Regions from separate parts of the Homo sapiens genome. Here region 2 is linked to region 1. Evidence: chromatin loops called from intact Hi-C (ENCODE). Cell type or tissue: endothelial cell of umbilical vein. All regions are shown on one strand. Links, peaks and the distances in the headings refer to the core of each region. The heading gives the core; the rest is flanking DNA.

Region 1 (5,000 bases), core at 1-5,000:
AAGTCTGGGTCTGTTTAGTAAACATTATCAATCTGTTCCCTTAACCGTGAGTATCTAGAGGCTAGGAATACCTAACTCTCTGGGGATGCAGCCCAGCAAGTCCCAGCCTCATTTTCCTAGCCCTCACTCAGGACAGAGTTGCTCTGGTTCAAATGCCTCTGACAAAGGTGTCAGCTGGGGCTGTGGTCTCAAATGGGGAAGGGTCTGCTTCCAAGGTCTCTGTGGTCGTTGGCAGGATTCAGTTCCTCACTGGCATTTGGACCGAGGGTATCTGCTCCTCATTGACTGTCGGCTGGGGTCTGCCTTCAGTTTCTTGCCATGTGGACCTCTCCATAGGGCAGCTCACAACATGGCAGTTTGAGTCATCAGAACAAGGAAGCATCAAGAGTTAGAGAAAGAGGGACTGCAAGATGGAAGTCACGGTCCTTTATTACCTAATTTTGGAAGTGATGTATCATCACTTTTGCTCTATTCTGTTGCTTAGAAGCAAGTCACTAGGTGTAGCCCATGTTCACGGGGAGGGGATGAGTACCAGGCAATGGGGATGACTGACAACCATTTTAGAAGGTGTCTGCTACAATATATGAAGATTCCCGGTGGGCAGTAGCTATAATGAACAAATGTGAAAACCTTTGAAAAGCAGAGCTCACTACAAAAATAAAAGGAATCTACTGAATTATGTATTAGGGTCAAGAAATTTTAACAATCATATGACACTATTAATCAGAGATCAGGGCCGGGCACAGTGGCTCATGCCTGTCATCTCAGCACTTAGGGGAGGCCAACGGGGGAGGATCACTTGAGGCCAACAGTTCATGAGCAGCCTGGGCAACATGGCAAAACCACATCTCTACTAAAAAAAAAAAAAAAAAAAAAAAAGGCAAAAAATTAGCTGAGCACGTGGTGACGCTTGCCAGTAATCCTAGCTACTTGGTAGGCTGACGTGGGAGCATTGCTTGAGACCAGGAGGTCAAACCTGCAGTGATCTGTGATTGTACTGCTTTACTCCAGCCAAGGCAACAGAGCAAGACCCTGTCCCCCCAAAAATGTGTTGATTCCGATCACTGCCAGGTTGTCCAAAGACTGCATTTAAAAGTGCATTTATATTAAATACTGATTTGATAATATGTTACCAGACTGACGCTAAAGTTAAAAGGCATCCATTTCTTCTACATGATGTTTTATCATATATCCATAGCCCTTTCTAGTTATTTTAGTATATGTGTGTTTTTATGGAGCTAGAGATTAAAACATTTTAAATATGCATGTCAGTTCTCATTTAGCAATATTACAACATTTAATTCTGCTATGTAGTCTTTGTAATTAGCTGTATATATCTTTATCTTCTTTAACAACCACATATCATTTCCTTTCAGTAGACACATGTGAGAGTCATTATTTACTTAATCATCCCCTTATCTCTGGGACATATAAGTTGCTTCAATGTTCTGCCATAAAAAGCAATACTGTAATTGAGTATCTTTTGTGTAATAAGTTTTTTTCCCCATAATTTAAATTATGTCTTTAGGATAAAGTTCCAGAAAAGCAATTAGAATACAAACATTTTAATAGCTGTGTCAAGTTGTTATCCAAATGTGTAGAAGTCTTCGGTTTTCATACAAGCAAATACTGCTCTATCAATCAGCCACAGGGTGAGTTCCTCAAAGGCAGGCACTGTATCTTACTTTTTAATTTTGTTTAACCATAGCATCTAGGCTAGACGCAACATTTAATGAATATTTTTGGACTGAATTAACACAAATTTTAAACATTTGAGACTTCAGGAAAAATATTTAGGCTAGATCTATTAAAACTTTTTTTTTTTTCTTAATCAAGAGATGTTGCATTTCCACGCAGATTTCATTGAGATGTGGAGCATGGGCCTGTACCAAGCACCAAGCTCCATGTTGCCCTTTCTGGATTTCATTTAACTCTCATGCCTCCCTCCCCATCCCCACCTCAACAGTTGGAATTCCACATGGCAACAGAATGAAATGCTCAAAAGGCAAATTGGATTCTGCCACAAACTTACCGTTTCAGAGGATCCCAGGAGACACCTGTTGGCCTGGCAAGCCCCCAACATTTGAAAAGAAACAGGAGGCCCTCTTTCCTGGGGAGAATATTATAGTGTTGAGGGGAAACTGCACTTAGATAGAGACAACATTTCCTCCCAATAACCAGAATCGTGAGAATTTTCCTGAGTTCAGTTCAGCCTTGAGTAATGGGTCAATTTAGCCCAACTACGAGTCACAGTTAAATAACATTGAAGTAAGCAGGGCACAAATGACCTTCAGAAAATATCTCTATTGGTCAAAATCTAATCTGACTAATGCACCCTGCCACCCTGCAGCACATAATTCTGAGAACTCCAGAGAACCTTCCCCCACCCTTTTAAGGAATGTTCATCTACTTATTTCAAGAGCTGTCACCCTCACTTTTCCGACCCAGAAGATGTTTGCACAAGATCAGTGTGTGTGAATGGCCCAACCAGAATGTAGTTGCACCCCAGCGTCCAACAGCAACCTCTTAGCCACTAAACTTGAGCCGCAGCGCCCTCTGGTGGTCACTTGACAGTTTGAGTTCTCCAGGCCCCCTTTTTAACTGGGGAACATCTCGCCTAACCAGCACCTCTGTTTCTCACCTTTTCGCGCAGGTGAAGGAGGCCATGCAGCGGATTCACGACCGAGGGAACATTGGCAAGTTAATTCTGGATGTAGAAAAGACCCCAACTCCACTGGTGAGTGAAAAGCAGAGGAGTCTGTTCAGTTCCACGCGAGAGAGCACCACGGGTCAATCAGATGCAGACACGGGTGGGGTAGAAGGAAGTACAGGTAGCCTGTGGGCTAGTGGAGGAGACCAGGGGTAATCAAATGATGTCATACATGAGGGATTCATGACAAACTGAGATGAATGCTGAAAAGGAAAGGCCAGTGCTTCAGTGAGAGCATATCAAAAGCAATCTGAAGGCATAGGCAGGAAAGCATAGCAACAACAGACCTGTCTATTACAGCTGCTAGCTCTTGGGAGAAATTCCTGGAAAATTTCAATAATTTCACATTCATGTTCCTAACAGAATGATGCCAGCTGCTTCCGAGATGCTCCCTGATGGTTCCACAGATTTTTTTTTTCTTTCTTTCAGAGAGAGAGTCTTAAACTCTGTCACCCAGGCTGGAGTGCAGTAGCACTATCTCAACTCACTGCAGCCCCCGCCTCCTGACTGAAGTGATCCTCCCACCTCAGCCTCTTGAGCAGCTGAGACTACAGGAGACCACCACCACACCCAGCTAATTATAATTATTATTGGCCAGGGGAGGTGGCTAACGCCTGTAATCCCAGCACTTGGGGAGGCTGAGGCGGGTGGATCATCTGAGGTCAGGAGTTTGAGACCAGCCTGGCCAAGATGGTGAAACCCCGTCTCTACTAAAAATACAAAAATTAGCCGGGTGTGGTGTCAGGTGCCTGTAATCCCAGCTACTGGGGAGGCTGAGGCAGGAGAATCGCTTGAACCTGGGAGGCAGAGATTGCAGTAAGCCGTGATTGCGTCATTGCACTCCAGCCTGGGGGACTAGAATGAGACTGTCTCAAAAATGATAATAATAATAATATAAAATAATAAAAATAATGTAAAATATAAATAAAAATATAATTTAAAATATTATTTATATTATTTTTAGAGACAGAATCTCACCATGTTGCCTAGGCTGGTCTTGAGCTCCTGAGCTCAAGCAATCTGCCTACCTCGGCCTCCCAGAGTGCTGGGATTATAGGCGTGAGCTACCACACCCAGCTGTGATTTTTTTTTTCTTTCACCAGAATAAAACCCTTATATCCCAGGGATACCACCAGGAGTATAGCATGTCAAACTCACATCCCACCTATTCTCCCTGGGGCCTCTCGAGGAGGAACTATGTAGTGGTGTGGTCAGTGCACAGACCATCCGACTGCATGGATTCAAAACCTTGAGCCCCTGTTTATGACCTGGGCAAGTTACATGACTACTCAGCTTTGATCCCCTATCGGTAAAGTGGAGATTGATAAGTTCCCAGTTAGAATAGTATTCATAAAGCATTGTCTGATATGTACTAAGTTCCAGGTCATCTTTTTTTGAGATGGAGTCTCACTTTATCACCCAGGCTGGAGTGCAATGGCACGATCTAGGCTCACTGCAACCTCCGCCTCCCGGGTTCAAGCGATTCTCCTGCCTCAGCCTCCTGAGTAGCTGGCATTACAGGGGCCCACCACCACACCTGGTTAATTTTTGTATTTTTAGTAGAGATGGGGTTTTACCATGTGGGTCAGGCTGGTCTTGAACTCCTGACCTCATGATACGCCCGCCTCAGCCTCCCAAAGTGTTGGGATTACAGGCGTGAGCCACCATGCCTGGCCCCCAGGTTATCTTTAACAGAAAAAATATTCGGGAAGTGTTTCTTGTTTCTTCATTTACATACACATTGATTCTTGAAGCTGCATCAGTTCTTTAAAAAAAAAAAAAAGAACTAAAATTTCTTGCATATTGTCATGTAAAGTGTTTTTTTGTTTGTTTGTTTGAGATGGGGTCTCGCTCTGTCGCCCAGGCTGGAGTGCAGTGGTGCGATCTTGGCTCACTGCAAGCTCCACCTCCCAGGTTAATGCCACTCTACCGCCTCAGCCTCCCAGGTGGCTGGGACTACAGGCACCTGCCACCATGCCTGGCTAATTTTTTTGTATTTTTAGTACAGACTGGGTTTCACCATGTTAGCCAGGATCTCCTGACCTTGTGATCCGCCCACCTCGGCCTCCCAAAATGCTGGGATTACAGGCATGAGCCACCGCACCCGGCCAGGAGTGTGTATTTTTAAAAGTATTTCCTTGACTTGTAACCATAATGTAATTTGGGTATGACAGTCATTTCATTCAATGAAGGACACCTTCAACATTGTAAAACACCCTCTTGTTAAGTGACTGATACAACATGGATATAACTTATTAAATACTTACTAAGTTCCAGGGCTGTTCAAAGC
Region 2 (15,680 bases), core at 10,681-15,680, 180 kb before region 1:
CGGATCATCTGAGGTCGGGAGTTCGAGACCAGCCTGGCCAACATGGTGAAAACCCATCTCTACTAAAAATACAAAAATTAGCTGGGCGTGGTGTCATGCGCCTGTAATCCCAGCTACTCAGGAGGCTGACGCAGGAGAATCGCTTCAATCCCGTAGGCAGAGGTTTCACTGAGCCTAGATCGATCGCGCCACTGCACTCCAACCTGGGTGACAGAGTGATACTCCGTCTCAAAAAACTAAACTAAAATAAATAAATAAAAAAAAGAGGACTGAGGGAGATCCCCTCGCCCCTTCCACCATGTAAGGACACAGCTGGAAGGCACCATTCTATGAACCAGGTAACAGATCCTCACCAGACATCAAAACTGCTGGTACCTGAATCTTGAACTTCAGCCTCCAGAACTGTGACAAATAAATCTCTGTTGTTCATAAGCCACTCTGTTCATGGTGTTTTGTGATAGCAGCCCACACGGAGTGAGCGAGCAGCCTGGGTGACTCACACTGCCTGGGGATGGGCATTAGCAGTAACGTCCTGGGTGTATGTATTGGAGACTCCAGTCTTTAGTACCTGCATGTACAGGTAGTCTGTGTTCCCCCCCATCACTGATTCTCCTGATCCAAGTGTCACTCCGTCCCCCCATGCACCTCATCTTCCTGCCTGCTCAGTTCCACTGTGGAAATGATTGAGTTAAATCCTTAAGATAAAAAATAAACTTTGCTCACAATGACCAACTAGATAAACAGGCACATGCAATGCCAAAACTCAAAATCAATATCTGGGAGACTGTCTCTATTTGGAAAAGGAGAGGTGTATTAAATTAAAGTGTGTCCTTTGATTTTTCCCTCAACAAAATATGGCAGTCTCTAAAACAAAATTGCCCAGAATGATTTAGTAGCCTTCTAACATCAGCTTCAAATGTATTCAAGTGTCTGCAATGAGACCTGCATGAAACAGACCTCTGAGCTCATCCAAAGGACAAACAGTATTCCAGGTTGGGAACATTCCCCTGGTGTGTATTGTCACATCAATAGCTATCATTTCCGATCAATGTCATTTCTGCAAAGAGAGCCCTTGTGTGCCAGGCCACTGCCAATAGAGAGGACTAATGTGACCTCAGCCTCTGGGCTGGAAAGTCCCTTGAGCATCAATTAGTCCAAGGACCTTCTTTTACCAACCAAAACAAGGACATTTCCAAAGTCACACAGGCAGCAAGTCAAAACCACAGGCTACCTTGCTCCCAGAAACCAAGGATCCATGGCTTACAACAGGGTGGTTCAGGCCGGGTGCAGTGGCTCATGTCTGTAATCCCAGCTCTTTGGGAGGCTGAGGCGGGTGGATCATTTCAGGTCAGGAGTTTGAAACAGGCCTGGCCAACATGATGAAACCCCGCCTCTACTAAAAATACAAAAATTAGCCAGGCGTGGTGGTGGACGCCTGTAATCCCCGCTACTTGGGAGAATGAGGTAGGAGAATTGCTTGAGCCCAGAAGGCGGAGATTGCAATGAGCAGAGATCGCGCCACTGCACTCCAGCCTGGGCAACAGAGCAAGACTCCATCTCACAAAAATAAATAAATAAAAATTAAAAAATAAAATAAATTTTAAAAAAAGGCCGGACACGGTGGCTCACACCTGTAATCCCAGCACTTTGGGAGGCTGAGGTGGGCAGATAATGAGGTCAGGACTTCGAGACCAGCCTGGCCAATATAGTGAAACCCTGTCTCTACCACACCTGTAGTCCCAGCTACTCAGGAGGCTGAGGCAGGAGAATCGCTTGAACCTGGAAGGCAGAGGTTGCAGCAAGCCGAGATCAATCATGCCACTGCACACCAGCCTGGGCAACGGTGCAAGATTCTGTCTCAAAAAAAAAAAAAAAAGAACAGGGTGGTTCAACTTTGGCACTATTAACATTTTAGGCTGGCTCATTCTTTGTTTTAGGGCTATCTTGTGCCTTGCAGGATGCTTAGCAGCATCTATGGCCTGTACCCATCAGATGCTTGTAGCACTACTGGTAACAATCAAAAATGTCTTCAGACACTGCCAGTGTCCCCCAAGGCGTAAAATCACCTCTGACTTAGAGAAAACATTGCACATTGGAGCCATATGGGCTAAATTTGGCTCACAGACATGTTTTGTTTAGCCTATGTAATATTTGTCAAAATTTTATAAATTTGGTATATTTCACATAATGATTCAGACTTTTGGCCTCTCAGAAACACCTGGAAGCCCCAGCAACCCTGAGCTCACATTTTCACATTACAATGATGGATCAAAGTTGAGTTTTTTGTTTGTTTGTTTTTTGAGACAGAGTCTTGCTCTGTCGCCCCGGCTGGAGTGCAGTAGTGTGATCATGGTTCACCGTAGCCTCAACATCCCAGGTTCAAGCAATTCTCCTGCTGCAGCCTCCCCTCCTGAGTAGCTGGGACTGCAGGCACATGCCACCATGCCCAGCTAATGTTCGCATTTTTTTGTAGATACAGGATCTCACTATGTTGCCCAGGCTGGTCTCAAACACTTGGGCTCAAGTGATCCACCTGTCTTGGCCTCCCAAAGTGCTGGGATTACAGGCTTAAGCCACCATGCCCAGTCACTATCTCTTTTAGAATGCCCTCTGCACTCCGGTTTCTCACAGTCCCCACCACTCTCTGTTATGTCCCACAACAGGCCCACTTCATTTGCTTCATAATGTTCTCGGGCCTGGATTTAAAGTTTTCTTAAAACAATTTGTGGTATATTTTATCTTAAGTAAGCCCCTCAGTTCCTTGAGGTCAGAGTCATGTTATTTTTTTCTTTTGTTCCTTCTACAATGCCTAACCTTGAGCAGACACTTAGAAATAGTTATCCATTTATTTACCTATAGCAGTTTTCCCCAAAAGATATCCTGCAGAATGCTAATCTTGTTAACTTCAAGGGCAAAGGGCTGGAAGTCTAATAAGTCTCAGTAAAGCTGTATTCTGAATCCCTATGTAGAGATTCAAGAGTTATGCTAAGACTCTAAATCTACATTAAAGAAAGCTGCTTAACTGTATTTGACCCAGAGTGTCTCAGGCTAATTTGACCACAGACCCTCCTTTTACCCTGGCATCCATCAACATTTAGGAAACCACTGTTTCGTTGAATAGACTTTGGAAACCACTTAACTAAACTCTAACCATTTCAAATTAGACACAGGTGTTTAATATTAAGCGCTATGACAAAGGCAGTTACAAAGTACTAACATGTAAAGAGTTTTTTTCTAAGCATAGACATTTATTTCAATCAGCTGTTTTAAATTTCTCCACATATTTGTGAAGACAATGTGATCAATGTCTACACCTCACAGATTAGAAAATGAAGCAACAGGCCGGGCACAGTGGCTCACATCCATAATCTCAATACTTTGGGGGGCTGAGGAGGGTGGATCTCGAGGTCAGGAGTTGGAGATCAGCCTGGCTAAGATGATGAAACCCTGTCTCTACTAAAAATACAAAAATTAGCCAGGTGTGGTGGCGGGTGCCTGTAATCCCAGCTACTCGGGAGGCTGAGGTGGGAAAATCGCCTGAACTCGGGAGGTGGAAGTTGCAGTGAGCCAATATCTCACCACGGCACTCCAGCCTGAGCGACAGAGAAATATTCCGTCTCAAAAAAAAAAAAAAAAAAGAATGAAGCAACGGAAAGATTAAGGAACTTGTTCATGGTTACATAGCTAGGAAAAGGTCAAGCCAGGAACAAAGCCTGTCCGATCCCAAGACATATGCACGTAGCCTCTCTTTACATTGTCTTGCCTCCCTGAAACGTTGCACCATGTTCTCTATGTGTCTGCCTCCCCACTCAAGACAGGTGCCAGGCCTTATTCATGAAGGAAGTAGCCAGGAAATTATTGTCCATTGATCAACTGTTATGCATGGGAAATAATACTTGGAAGAGTTTGGCATGGTATCTCATGCAGAATTAGATATTCTAATACTCATTTATTGGGCAATTCTCTTAACCTTTCAGAGCCTAAAATTCACATAGGTAGGAAATGGGAAAACTGGGTTCTGAACAAGTCCTGGAAACAAGGTATGTGTTCCTTCTACCTTCCTTAGTGCATATCAAGAATGCAGAATTGGGCCAGGCATGGTGGCTCACGCCTGTAATCCCAGCATTTTGGGAGGCCGAGGTGGGCAGATCACCTGAAGTTAGGAGTTCAATACCAGCCTGACCAACATGATGAAACACTGTCTCTACTAAAAATACAAAAATCAGCTGGGCATGGTGGCAGGTGCCAGTAATCCCAACTACTCGAGAGGCTGAGGCAGGGGAACCACTTGAACTTGGGAGACGGAGGTTGCAGTGAGCTGAGATCGTGCCACTGAACTCCAGTCTGGGCGACAGAGCAAGACTCTGTCTCAAAAAACAAACAAACAAAAATAAAACAAAACAACAACAAAAAAATAATGTAGAATTGGATGAATGAGTGGATAGATGGATGATTGGACAATTGGGTGATGGATGGACTTCTTCCCATTTGCTTTGTGGAAAGTACCCCATTAGGCTCTGTGAAGAGAAGGGGCATACTAAAAGGAATAGGACAGGATTTCTGAAGAACATTTCCCCATTTCCTGGGATTTAAGCCTGCTACCCTCAGAACAGGAAAGGCAAAATGTGCCCTTTTCATGGTGTGCATTTTCAGTTACATTGAGGTCTTGTAGCTTCACAGTCATTACTGCAAGGAAGCCCCAACCAACTGGATATAGGCCAATCCAACAATAAAAGGAACAAAACTTTCAGGGACATCAGCTCTTAGCCTCAACCAGAGACATCAGGGCAACAAGAGAGTGAATTAGCTGGAGGGCTGGTTCATCCTTATTTATAGTATGATGATCTCAGCTTGTAAGGTGGAAAAAACGGTGCAGGGGAGGAATTCGTCCCCTTTCTGGTTTCTGTTGGACCCTATTTGAGGAGTAAATGCTTTGTTTATTTCTGAACCTGAATTTTACGTCCCCATCCCATTACTCATCATGATCTATAGCAAAGTACTTTAGGGAAAACACAGCTCTCTGCAGTGCTTGGAAGAGGCAGGCAGCATTACTGTGTGGTGATTCATACAAGAAAACACACAGGGGCCGGACACAGTGGCTCACGCCTGTGATCCCAGCACTTTGGGAGGCCAAGGTGGGCGGATCACCTGAAGTCAGGAGTTCGAGACGAACCTGGCCAACATGGTGAAACCACGTTTCCACTAAAAATACAAAAATTAGCCAGGTGTGGTGGTGCATGCCTGTAGTCCCAGCTACTCAGGAGGCTGATTTAGGAGAATCATTTGAACCTGGGAAGTGGAGGTTGCAGTGAGTCAAGATTCTGCCACTGCACCACAGCCTGGGGTGACAGAGCCAGACTCCATCTCAAAAAGAAGAGGGAGGGGGAGGGGGAGGAGGCGAAGAAGAAGAAGGAGGAGGAGGAGCAGGAGGAGGAGGAGGAGGAGAAATGGAAGAGGAAGAGGAAGAAAAGAAAAAGAGAAAAAAATCATACAGCATCACACTAGGGGGAGGACCCTAGATAATATTCAAGGGGAGGGGTACAAGAAATCACTCAGAAATTATCTTTCAGTGTGAGTGAAATTTCAAAAACAAACTACATGATTTAAATTCCTTAGTCCTATGTTGTATATTTTCCTCTTTACTTGACCAACCATGTTTACCAAATGATACTAAACAATTGATAAGATCATCTCCACATGGATAACAGCTGCTTATGGAGATGAGTAAGAGCAGGTGAAATGTTTCTATTTCTATTCATACATGAGCAGATTAATAGAGAGCTAAAATGGTGTTCAGGGTCTTATGAGTAGCACTTTTGGTTAGGGTTTTCCTGTTAACATCCATTATAAAATTGCAGCTGGATCCCTATGGAGAGAAAACTCCAACAGGGTGAAAATGTATCTTACAGAGGAGTTGTGAGAGGGAAGCATTGAATCCCAGGGACTGGGATTCTTGGGTAATGTTTTGTTGTAGGGAGGCCATGGGGACTCCTCAATACTCCACACAGACTATCATTCATTTATTTAAAGCCCTTCAGTGGCATCTGTGGAAGATACTGCTACACCTCCTAATGCTATCTGTCCCTTTCCTCATTAATTGTAGAACCTTAGCTTTTACTTGGACATTGTTACTTAGCTAAGAAAAAACTAGGTTTCCCAGCATCCTTTGCAGTGGGATGTGGCCATGTGACTAGGCTCTGGCTAATATGAGATAAGTACATGTATTATGGTGGAGTCCTGAAGTGCCCTTAAGATGAAAGCTGTGGGTCTTTCTTCCCCTCTCACGCATCTCTGTCCTGTCACCCAGCACATAAATGTGATGGCTATATCTTAAACTATGAGAATGGAGGCCAGTGATTCATGACCTGGAGTACAGAGCAGGAAGGAACACTGATCCTTGATGATAATGTACAGCCTCCATCCCATCCTAATGTATTTTATATTCTTTAAGCCAATTTTTATTTTATTATTATATTTTGTTGTCTGTAGCTGAACCTAATACATTACCATTGCTTTCATAGAGAAGCTTTTACCGACCATGCAGATAGCCCCTTGTATTTCCCCTTTACAGCACTTATTGAACTGGTAAATGACTAATTACTTACATGATTTTTTTTTTTTTGGTTTAATATATGTAGCAGAGATGGTCAGTGCCCAACCTACCCCCTCTTGGATCTCATCACTGCCATGCACAGCGACCCCATGGCTTCCAAGTACAAACACCTGCAACTCTTTCAGGACAGCTTTGTCTGGCTGCCTATTCCCAAACAGCCCATGTGCATGGCAGGCTAGAAGTGGCAGATGGCTAGTGCCCCACAGAAACAGTCCTCAACTAAGGACTAACAGGAGCTGGTGGATTCTCCATTTTCTTTGCCTCTTGATGGGGATACATCTGAGATGTGCTCTACGCTGTCTCCTAGAGTTCCCCAGCAGGATTTAAGCAGGTTATAGCAGTGATAACCTGCTAAGTAATACACCTCATATTGGCTTCTTTCCTACCCTGTCTCACCTTCACAGACCTCTTCCAGTGCTTCCTGGGATCACTTCTCAAGCCGTATGTATGCAAATCTTCAAATTAACAAACGTTTGCTCCTGGGCAACCCAATATATACCTCCTCAACAGGGCTGATAACTCCATTAGGACTGAGAATATATTTGTCTTATTCACCATGTTATCTCCAGCATTTAGCAACAGCACAAGGTCACCACTCAAAAGGTGATAAGTATCAGTGCACTTTTTTTCCCCTCAGACACAACTAGAGTTTACCATGTAAGACCCGTCCTACAAAGTGTAGACAGGAAGTGTATACTGCCACCATCAGGATGGGCTGCACACTTCTCTAGCACTTCTCTGAAAAATAATGTTGTGCTCATTGGGAATTAACCACAAACTATAAGAAATTATGGCACAAATCCTCTAATATAACTCCCTGGATTTTGTTAGGATATTTCAACAGCCAGAATCTTTTACCTCTCTCCATTATTGACCTCCTAAATTTGTCTCCTTTTTCTTAACCTATTTGATGGCATTCTTGTGAGTAAAAGAGCAACAAATAAAACCATAAGCATTGAAGTGTGGTGGTTAAGAACATACATTTCAAAGTCAAATAGCTCCCATTTCAAATCTCAACTCTGCAATTTGTTTAGGAAGTAATTCTGGGAAAGTTACTCAGTTTATATTAAATTTTCTCCTCTGTAAAGTAGGGATAATAGTCCTATAGCATAGGATTATTTTAAAGATGAAATATGTACAACAAATGATTCTAATTGTATTGAAGAGAATACAATGCAACAAATATTATTAAAGCATATAGTTAAAGACATTGACCCTCTTCCTTAAATAACATTTCTCTGGGAAGTTACTGAACCATTCCAAATAATTTAGAAAACGATTTCTAAAAGTGTACTGTGTCCAGAATTAGTGGGTTCTTGGTCTCACTGACTTCTAGAATGAAGCCGCGGAGCCTTGCGGTCAGTGTTACAGCTCTTAAGGTGACGCGTCTAGAGTTTGTTCCTTCTGATGTTCGGATGTCTTCGGAGTTTCTTTCTTCTGGTGGGTTCGTGGTCTCACTGGCTCAGAAGTGAACCCGTGAACCTTCGCGGTAAGTGTTACCGCTCTTAAGGCAGCGCGTCTGGAGTTGTTCGTCCCTCCCGGTGAGTTCATGGTCTCGCTGGCTTCAAGAGTGAAGCTGCAGACCTTTGCGGTGAGTGTTACAGCTCATAAAGGCAGTGTGGACCCAAAGAGTGAGCAGCGGCAGGATTTCTTGCAAAGAATTAAAGAACAATGCTTCTACAGTGTGGAAGGTGACCCCAGCGGGTTGCCACTGCTGGCTCAGGCAGCCTGCTTTTATTGTCTTATCTGGCCCCACCCACATCCTGCTGATTGGTAGAGCCCAGTGGTCTGTTTGGACAGGGCGCTGATTGGTGCGTTTACAATCCCTGAGCTAGACACAAAGGTTCTCCACGTCCCCACTAGGTTAGCTAGATACAGAGTGTCGACACAAAGGTTCTCCAAGTCCCCACCAGAGTAGCTAGATACAGAGTGTCCATTTGTGCATTCACAAACCCTGAGCTAGACACAGGGTGCTGATTGGTGTGTTTACCAACCTTGAGCTAGATACGGAGTGATGATTGGTGTATTTACAATCCCTGAGCTAGACATAAAGGTTCTCCAAGTCCCCACCAGACTCAGGAGCCCAGCTGGCTTCACCTAGTGGATCCCGCATGGGGGCTGCAGGTGGAGCTGCCTGCCAGTCCCTTGCCGTGCGCCCGCACTCCTCAGCCCTTCGGTGGTCAATGGGACTGGGCGCCGTGGAGCAGGGGGTGGCGCTCGTCGGGGTGGCTCAGGCTGCACAGGAGCCCATGGAGCGGCGAGGGGAGGCTCAGGCATGGCGGGCTGCAGGTCCCAAGCCCTGCCCCGCGGGAAGGCAGCTAAGGCCCCGGGAGGGCAGCGACAGTGGGCCGGCAGTGCTGGGGGACCCAGCACACCCTCCGCAGCCGCTGGCCCTGGTGCTAAGCTCCTCATTGCCGGGGGCCGACAGGGCCGGCCGGCCGCTCCGAGTGAGGGCCCGCCAAGCCCACGCCCACCAGGAACTCCAGCTGGCCCGCAAGCACTGCACGCAGCCCCGGTTGCCGCTCGGGCCTCTCCCTCCTCATCTCCCCGCAAGCTGAGGGAGCCGGCTCCGGCCTCGGCCAGCCCAGGAAGGGGCTCCCACAGTGTAGCAGCGGGCTGAAGGGCTCCTCAAGCGCGGCCAGAGTGGGCGCCAAGGCCAAGGAGGCCCCGAGAGTGAGCGAGGGCTGTGAGGGCTGCCAGTATGCTGTCACCTCTCAGTACTGATGGTTTCCCATATTTTCTTACTCAGAGACTTTACCTCTATTAGGGGTTCCTATATCTGGCCTTCTACATCCCCCCCCACCCCCCACACACACCCCCACGTGCACATACCCTGCCCCAGACCATTTGCAAGGTAACAGAGCTGAGCTGTAATACTCTGTTTTACCATCAGTGGCCACTGTTTGACATTATGTACAATGATGTACATAATGCACATTATTCTACAATAATGTAAGAAATTCCACAACGGAGGCTCTGAGTGAATGTCCAAGGAATCAATTTTACAAATTAAAAATTGATTTATTGTGTTTATTTGGAGATATGCCATGCACTGTGGCTCTTTCCACGTTCCACCAGGGAGTACCAGAGTTGGGAATATTTAACAATAGTGGTATATAGGACTCAGAAGAGGGTATCTCCCCACCCCCCCACAAGCAGCACAGACTGTGGTGGGTTCTCTCTGGGTTGTTGTGATAATCAGCTGCCTACCAATTATAATCTGGGGTTTGTAAACAGCCAGAAGATTCCCTTGGAGGGAGTAATTATATTCCCTTTAACACACTGTAAGACAAACACTTTCTCTTTAACATGCTGTGTGCTGACTACAAAGTGGGTTTACTTTACTAATGCCAAAGGAAAACAAACACTCAGAACCAAGGCAAGGGACCTTGGTGGTACAGAGATAGTAGGCGGTGAAAAAAAAGAGCAGGGAACATTAAAAAATGCCATGGAGTATTGTCAATCAGGGGCAGAACTGGTTTGGCCTGTCCGTATAAACATGCATGATGAGATCTTAAGAGCACAGATTTGGAGTTGGTCTTCTATCTCATTATAACTAGCATGTTCCTTTGAGCACAATAATTCATCATGTTAAGATTCATTTTCATTTTCCTCTTCCATAAAGTGGGAATAGGAATTCTTACTCATGAGATTATTTTCAGAATCAAATTAAGAAATATACCTACAGTGTCTAGAACAGTAGACACCTCCAAAACAATAACATATATTGCAGATATTATTGGTGCCAAAGCTATGTCTCCATGGAATTCATCATTCCATGTATAAAATGATAGCTTCCTGCAAAGAGCATCCACAATTCTCTGCCTGGGGATTCTCTCAGCCCAAGTACATGGGACAGGATGGAAATGTCAAGGAGTTAACAATTCCAGGAACAGTTCTTGACCAATCAAGCATAGACTTTAGTGAATAAATACCTATGTCCTCACTCCTTGGGTGAGACAACTCTGAGACTTGTTCTACACTGTCTCTCAAATGTCCCCTGCGGGTTTGAGCTCCAATTGTCCACTGCGGTAATCTGCTTATTAATACATCTCATATTGGGTAGTATCAATTTTCTGTCTCACTTTCCTACTTCCCAGCCAGAGCTTCCTGGGATTACTTCCAAAATAAACGACGGGTGTTCAAATTCTTGTTTCAGGACAGAATCCAGCCTAAACACTGTATCTCACAATGTAAACAAGACAAACAATTTGGACAATTGGATTCACAATAAAATGTTCAATTCACTAACCAAGCCCTATTCAGGCTTCTTTTAGCCCTCTTCCTTCCATCCCATGGCCATTGCCTCAGTTGGGACCATTCTCATTTATTTTGTTTCTTTTTGGGGATTTTTTTTTTTTTTTGCCTGCACTTAGTCTCTAACTGATCTCGATGCTTCCAGTAACTCTATCATCTAATCCATCACCCACTTACTGTCAAAGTTATTATCCTAAAATGCAGTTCTGGTAATGCTCTCCCCATGTTTTTGTTTTTTAAGCCTTTATGGCACCAATTGCCTCTGTGATTATGTCTTAAATTTTATAACCTGGTATGTGAGAACTTTCAAAAGCTGGTCCCAATAAACCTTTCAGCCTCATCTCCAATGATTGCTAAATACAGCCAATGTTCTGCCTACATAGAACAAACCAGAATCTCAAAAGCCCTTTTACCTGTTACCTTTCTGTGTTATTTGAATGAGCTTGCGACCTTTTCTGCCAGAAGAACCTGCCTTATCCTTCAAGGTCTAGCCCAAATGTTCCCTCCTCCATGAGAACTTCTCCAACTCTCTGGACCAGTTTTTCAACAGGCTGCCTCTGTGCATATTCTACTATGTACCAATCATGTATTAAGCCCTGGGAAAACCACGCTGGATAAAAGTAGAAATAGCTCCTGCTCACATGAAGTTCACAGTTGGATAAAGGAAACAGATATTATCAGGTAAACATATAAAAGTTGGCTACAAAGGGACATAAGTGTCTATAGTCAGGGAGGACACCAATCTGGAGGTTGGAGTGCCTCCCAACAGGAATGGACCCTTGAGGTGAGAACGAAGTAGGAGTTAACACCAGATAAAGGAGATGGAACACATACCCCAGGCCAAGGGGACAGCAGGTGCAGAACCCTGTGGAAGGAGGGAAAATGGCAATCGTCTTTTTTTTTTTTTTTTTTTTTTTTAAGGAATAGAAGACAAGGGCATTTAAAGCAGTGAGGCACAGGAAGAATGAGGGGAGAGAAGAGGCAGCACTTACATCATTCATTGTACCACATTTGTTGACTGTGTCCTTCATGCCTCATGCTCTGAAATTGACCTTTTCCAATATAAGGACCATGTCTCACTGAAATCATGTCCACCCCAGCACTTCACACAATATAGAAAAAAAAATCAATGTACCCAATTTATAGATGAGTGTGTTGAGGCTCAGGAAGGTTGAATGAGTTGCCCAAGATCTCAAGGCTGGCAATGGCATAGCAACTATAATAGAATATAGACCTACTTCCTCACCTGCATCTCTTTCCTTAAACTGCCCCTAGGAAAACCACGTCCTTCCCCATTATTTTATTTCAGAAATTCCAAGTTTTTCTATGAGCTGTTTTTCTCAAAGAGCCTGATAACAAAACAAAACGCCAGTTACTACTCTGTGTATGTGCATGCATGTTGGGGAGCGGGTACACACTGGTCTTCCGGGGATCAGAACACGAACAGGATCCTTTCTGGTACAGGATTCTTGTCTGAAGCCTCTTTAATAGCCCGAAATGGTGTGGGTGGTGAGAATTCGCCGTCGTAAGGAAGCCCCTGGTGATACCCAGCAAAGAGCATCCCGGCTGACCCTGCAGGTCTGGAGTGAAAAGACCCTGCACTGGACTCTTCAGGGCAGTGAGCGGGATCTCTAGTTCCCTGCTTCCCAAACCTCTCCGCCCTTCCACCCAAAACTGGCTGTTTGAGAAACGACCCAATTTCCCGACTATCCCGCCCAGCCTCGAAGATGGGAGGGAGAGAGGGCAACCTTGTCGCGGTAAGGCATCCTCCAGGCCCAGACATTAGTCTCGGTCCATTTCAAGGCACCCGAGCCTGTGCCGTATATAACCAAGTACTGGGCCCACAGGAAGGGGGATGACAGGGTGGTCTCTCTAGGCTCGTTTTAGTCACAGATCTTCGGCAAATTTGGGTTTAGGGCCGCGATCCCGACCCTAACTTGGGACTATTTCAGGAACTGGAGTTGAGGCTTCGTTGGGACAGGAAAGAAGGGTGGGGCGGGGGTGAAGCGCTTAGGGCACGGCTCTTGTGAGGATTACGGCGGAGGCTGTGGACCGCGGCGGCGCTCGCAGAGGCTGCAGCCATTGCACAGCCGAGCATCCCACATTCAACAGGAGGAACCCGCGGGAGAGGAGCCCCACTCCCCCAGCGCCGCAGCCACCGCAGCCACCGCAGCCCGTGCGCCCCGCGCCCTCGAGCGCCATGGCCAAGGAAGGCGTGGAGAAGGCGGAGGAGACGGAGCAAATGATCGAGAAGGAGGCAGGCAAGGAGCCGGCGGAGGGCGGCGGCGGCGACGGCTCGCACCGCCTCGGGGACGCCCAGGAGATGCGCGCGGTGGTGCTGGCTGGCTTCGGGGGGCTCAACAAGCTGCGGCTCTTCAGGAAGGCCATGCCCGAGCCTCAGGACGGCGAGCTCAAGATCCGCGTCAAAGCCTGGTCCAGTATCCGCGCCTTTCTCGCTTTCTCTCTTTTTGCGCGCTGGGCGCTGGGGAGGGGGTGGGAAAGCTGCGGCTGGGATGCTGCCCGGGTAGAACCGCCGCGCGCACCCCCTCCGCGCCCTCACCCGGGTCTCAGAGCCTCCCCGGGCCAAAGCTGGGGAGGATGCAGAGGGGCGGCCTCCCCAAGCCAGATCTAGGGGTGACGGGAGGAGAATGTGAGCTCCTGGGCGCGGGGAGAATGCTGGCGCCCAGGCACCCCGGGTCTGGAAGATTGCGCTACGGGAGTTCTCCGTCTGAGAGGACAACTCAGCTTTCGCACGGGAGGGTTGATGCTTAACAGAATTAAAAATATATGTATTAAGAACCGCAAGCCCACTGTGTGCCAGCCGCCGTTGGTAGTTTTACACGTGCGATCTTATTTAATACTTCCTGGGACCTAATGAGTCAGGTGCCATCATGATCCGTTTACAGGTAAGAAAGCCGCCGCTCAGCGAGAATGAGTGATTTGCCCAAGATCAGTCAGCTGCCACTAAGTGGCTTGGCCGGGAATTTGATACATGATCTTTTTTCACCTCTATGCTGTTGTCCTGAAGGGCCTGGGACAGGGTGCAGGGCTGGATCCCGCCTCCTGCCCACTTCCTTCCCCGTAGCCTGACGGGGAAAGGAACTAGGAAGGAAGAGGGTCGGTACCTTGCACCCAGGCTTGGTGAGGGTGGAGACCAGGGCTGCAGCGCAACCCCCTCCATGCCCCTCTCCATCCTCTGTTTCTCCGAGAGGGGAAAAAACCCTGATCAGTCTCCCCGGAATTCCTGGTCCCATCTCAGAAGGAGCTCAGCTCTCTAAGCTGCCCTCTATTCCCCATTCCCCCTGGGGGAACTTCTCCAGGCCCTCACGCTCAGCTGAAATTCCCGGGGAGAGTTTAAGCCTCTCTGTGTGCGGGCACTGTAATTTCCCTGAAGTTCTGGGAAGAGCTTACCCAGCAGAGGCGGACTGGACCCAACACTAGGTTTGCATGTTAAACTTGTAAGGGGAACTTGCTATTAATCACGGTGAGACGAGCCTATTCCTTCCCATCTGTTTTCTAGAGCCCCCCAGTACATACTGCTCTCCAAAGCAGCAGCCAGCTCACGAGCTTCTAGGTTAGATCAGAAACCCAATATCTGGACCTCTCTAGAGGCACGAGAAATACAAACGAGGGTCCCCTCCCGTTCACCACCTTGAGAACAGACGCAGGTTTCATCGGCCAGATTAGAAAGCAGCTAGTGGGAGAAGCAGCCGCTGATCCCTGCCTTGCTGCTCATATATGCAGCTGGTCAGGTTTGACTCTGAACACGACTCGTGAGTCTCTGTGGGGAATTCCGGGTAAGGGAAGAGGCTTTTGCAAACCGGGGGATCCTGTACAATAAACTCTTATTGAACCAAGTTGTTTGATCCCAGAAGGAGAGCTTATATCTGCCCTTTCGCAGCTAAATCCCCAAAGACCAGCCCACTCCCCCACCCCACACTGTTTGGCCCACTGCACATCCTAAATAAGTTATCGCTGAATGAATGGATTGAGGAAAGAGCTCGGAGGAGGATTGTTGGGTCATTATTTTTCTTTACTTGCTGGTGGAAGAGCTTTTGCTTAGTACAATTAAAACCATGCATTTAGAACTCTCCTTCCTTAACCACTTCATCAAAAAAAATTACCTGTATACACACACCTATGCATATATGTGCATATACATATATACAATTATATATACAGTTGCATATGTATGCGTATGTAATTTATGACCCTTCATCCAAATTGAGGATGGGATTCTAGGATTCTAGAGTACATATTCAGAGAGGGAAAATGATAAAACTACTTTTTAAAGGAAAGAGCATCATCTGCAGTACACATAGTTCTGTGTTTTCCAGTCTTATGTTAACTGCATAATTGCTGATAGGAACTGAAGCATTTTGAAATAATAAATGTCAAGATGAAGGCCAAGAGATTGATTTTCAAAGCCAGATGTGAAAGCCTGTTCTTCAGTGGCGCTACACACACACACACAGAAATCACTGCACTTCCCCGACCCTAGTTGTTCAGAAAGCCAACCAGGCTGCAGGTACATTTGGAATACAGTGTTGCAAACAGCCCAGATTGATTTTCCTTTCACCAAGCTGGAAGCAGAGTTAATGGTTTTACAAGGAAGGATTGTAATAGGCTTGTAAATGGCCCACTGGGCAGCTCCTTCTCCTCTGGGCTGGGATTGGCTGGCCAGACATGATCATTGATTATAAGTTTTAGCCTTGGGATACAGGATGACTCATTCTGTATTTTTATGAATCAGCCGATGGCTTCCTGGATGATGGTCTCCCTTTTATCTGCTCTCTATTTTTAATAGAAA

What was found. Hi-C counts contacts between places; a loop is a spot of excess contacts. Peaks named below come from ENCODE experiments on the same cell type or tissue, not always from the same donor. Only the 100,000 strongest peaks of a DNase experiment are listed, where the experiment ranks them.
Region 2: a loop joins it to region 1, with 4 times the contacts of the local background. A loop is called at or near these places in 18 of 110 quality-filtered maps.

The regions. Positions count from the first base shown.
Region 1 is chr16:77,969,197-77,974,196 of GRCh38, forward strand. VAT1L (vesicle amine transport 1 like) reads left to right here. Exons shown (of 9, transcript NM_020927.3): 8 at 2,654-2,737. It overlaps LOC105371351 (a long non-coding RNA gene), which reads right to left and starts at 2,524. Exons shown (of 3, transcript XR_007065123.1): 1 at 2,033-2,524. RefSeq lists an enhancer at 103-720. In endothelial cell of umbilical vein, for the core only: a CTCF peak has its summit at 2,575 (motif pointing left); a DNase peak (open chromatin) is centred at 2,525.
Region 2 is chr16:77,775,613-77,791,292 of GRCh38, forward strand. VAT1L (vesicle amine transport 1 like) reads left to right here and starts at 12,952. Exons shown (of 9, transcript NM_020927.3): 1 at 12,952-13,303. The coding sequence starts at 13,071. All of the region lies in intron 1 of LOC107984878 (a long non-coding RNA gene), which reads right to left. In endothelial cell of umbilical vein, for the core only: no CTCF peak of the experiment used is centred there; a DNase peak (open chromatin) is centred at 12,819; H3K4me3 peaks cover 779 bases; H3K27me3 peaks cover 2,691 bases.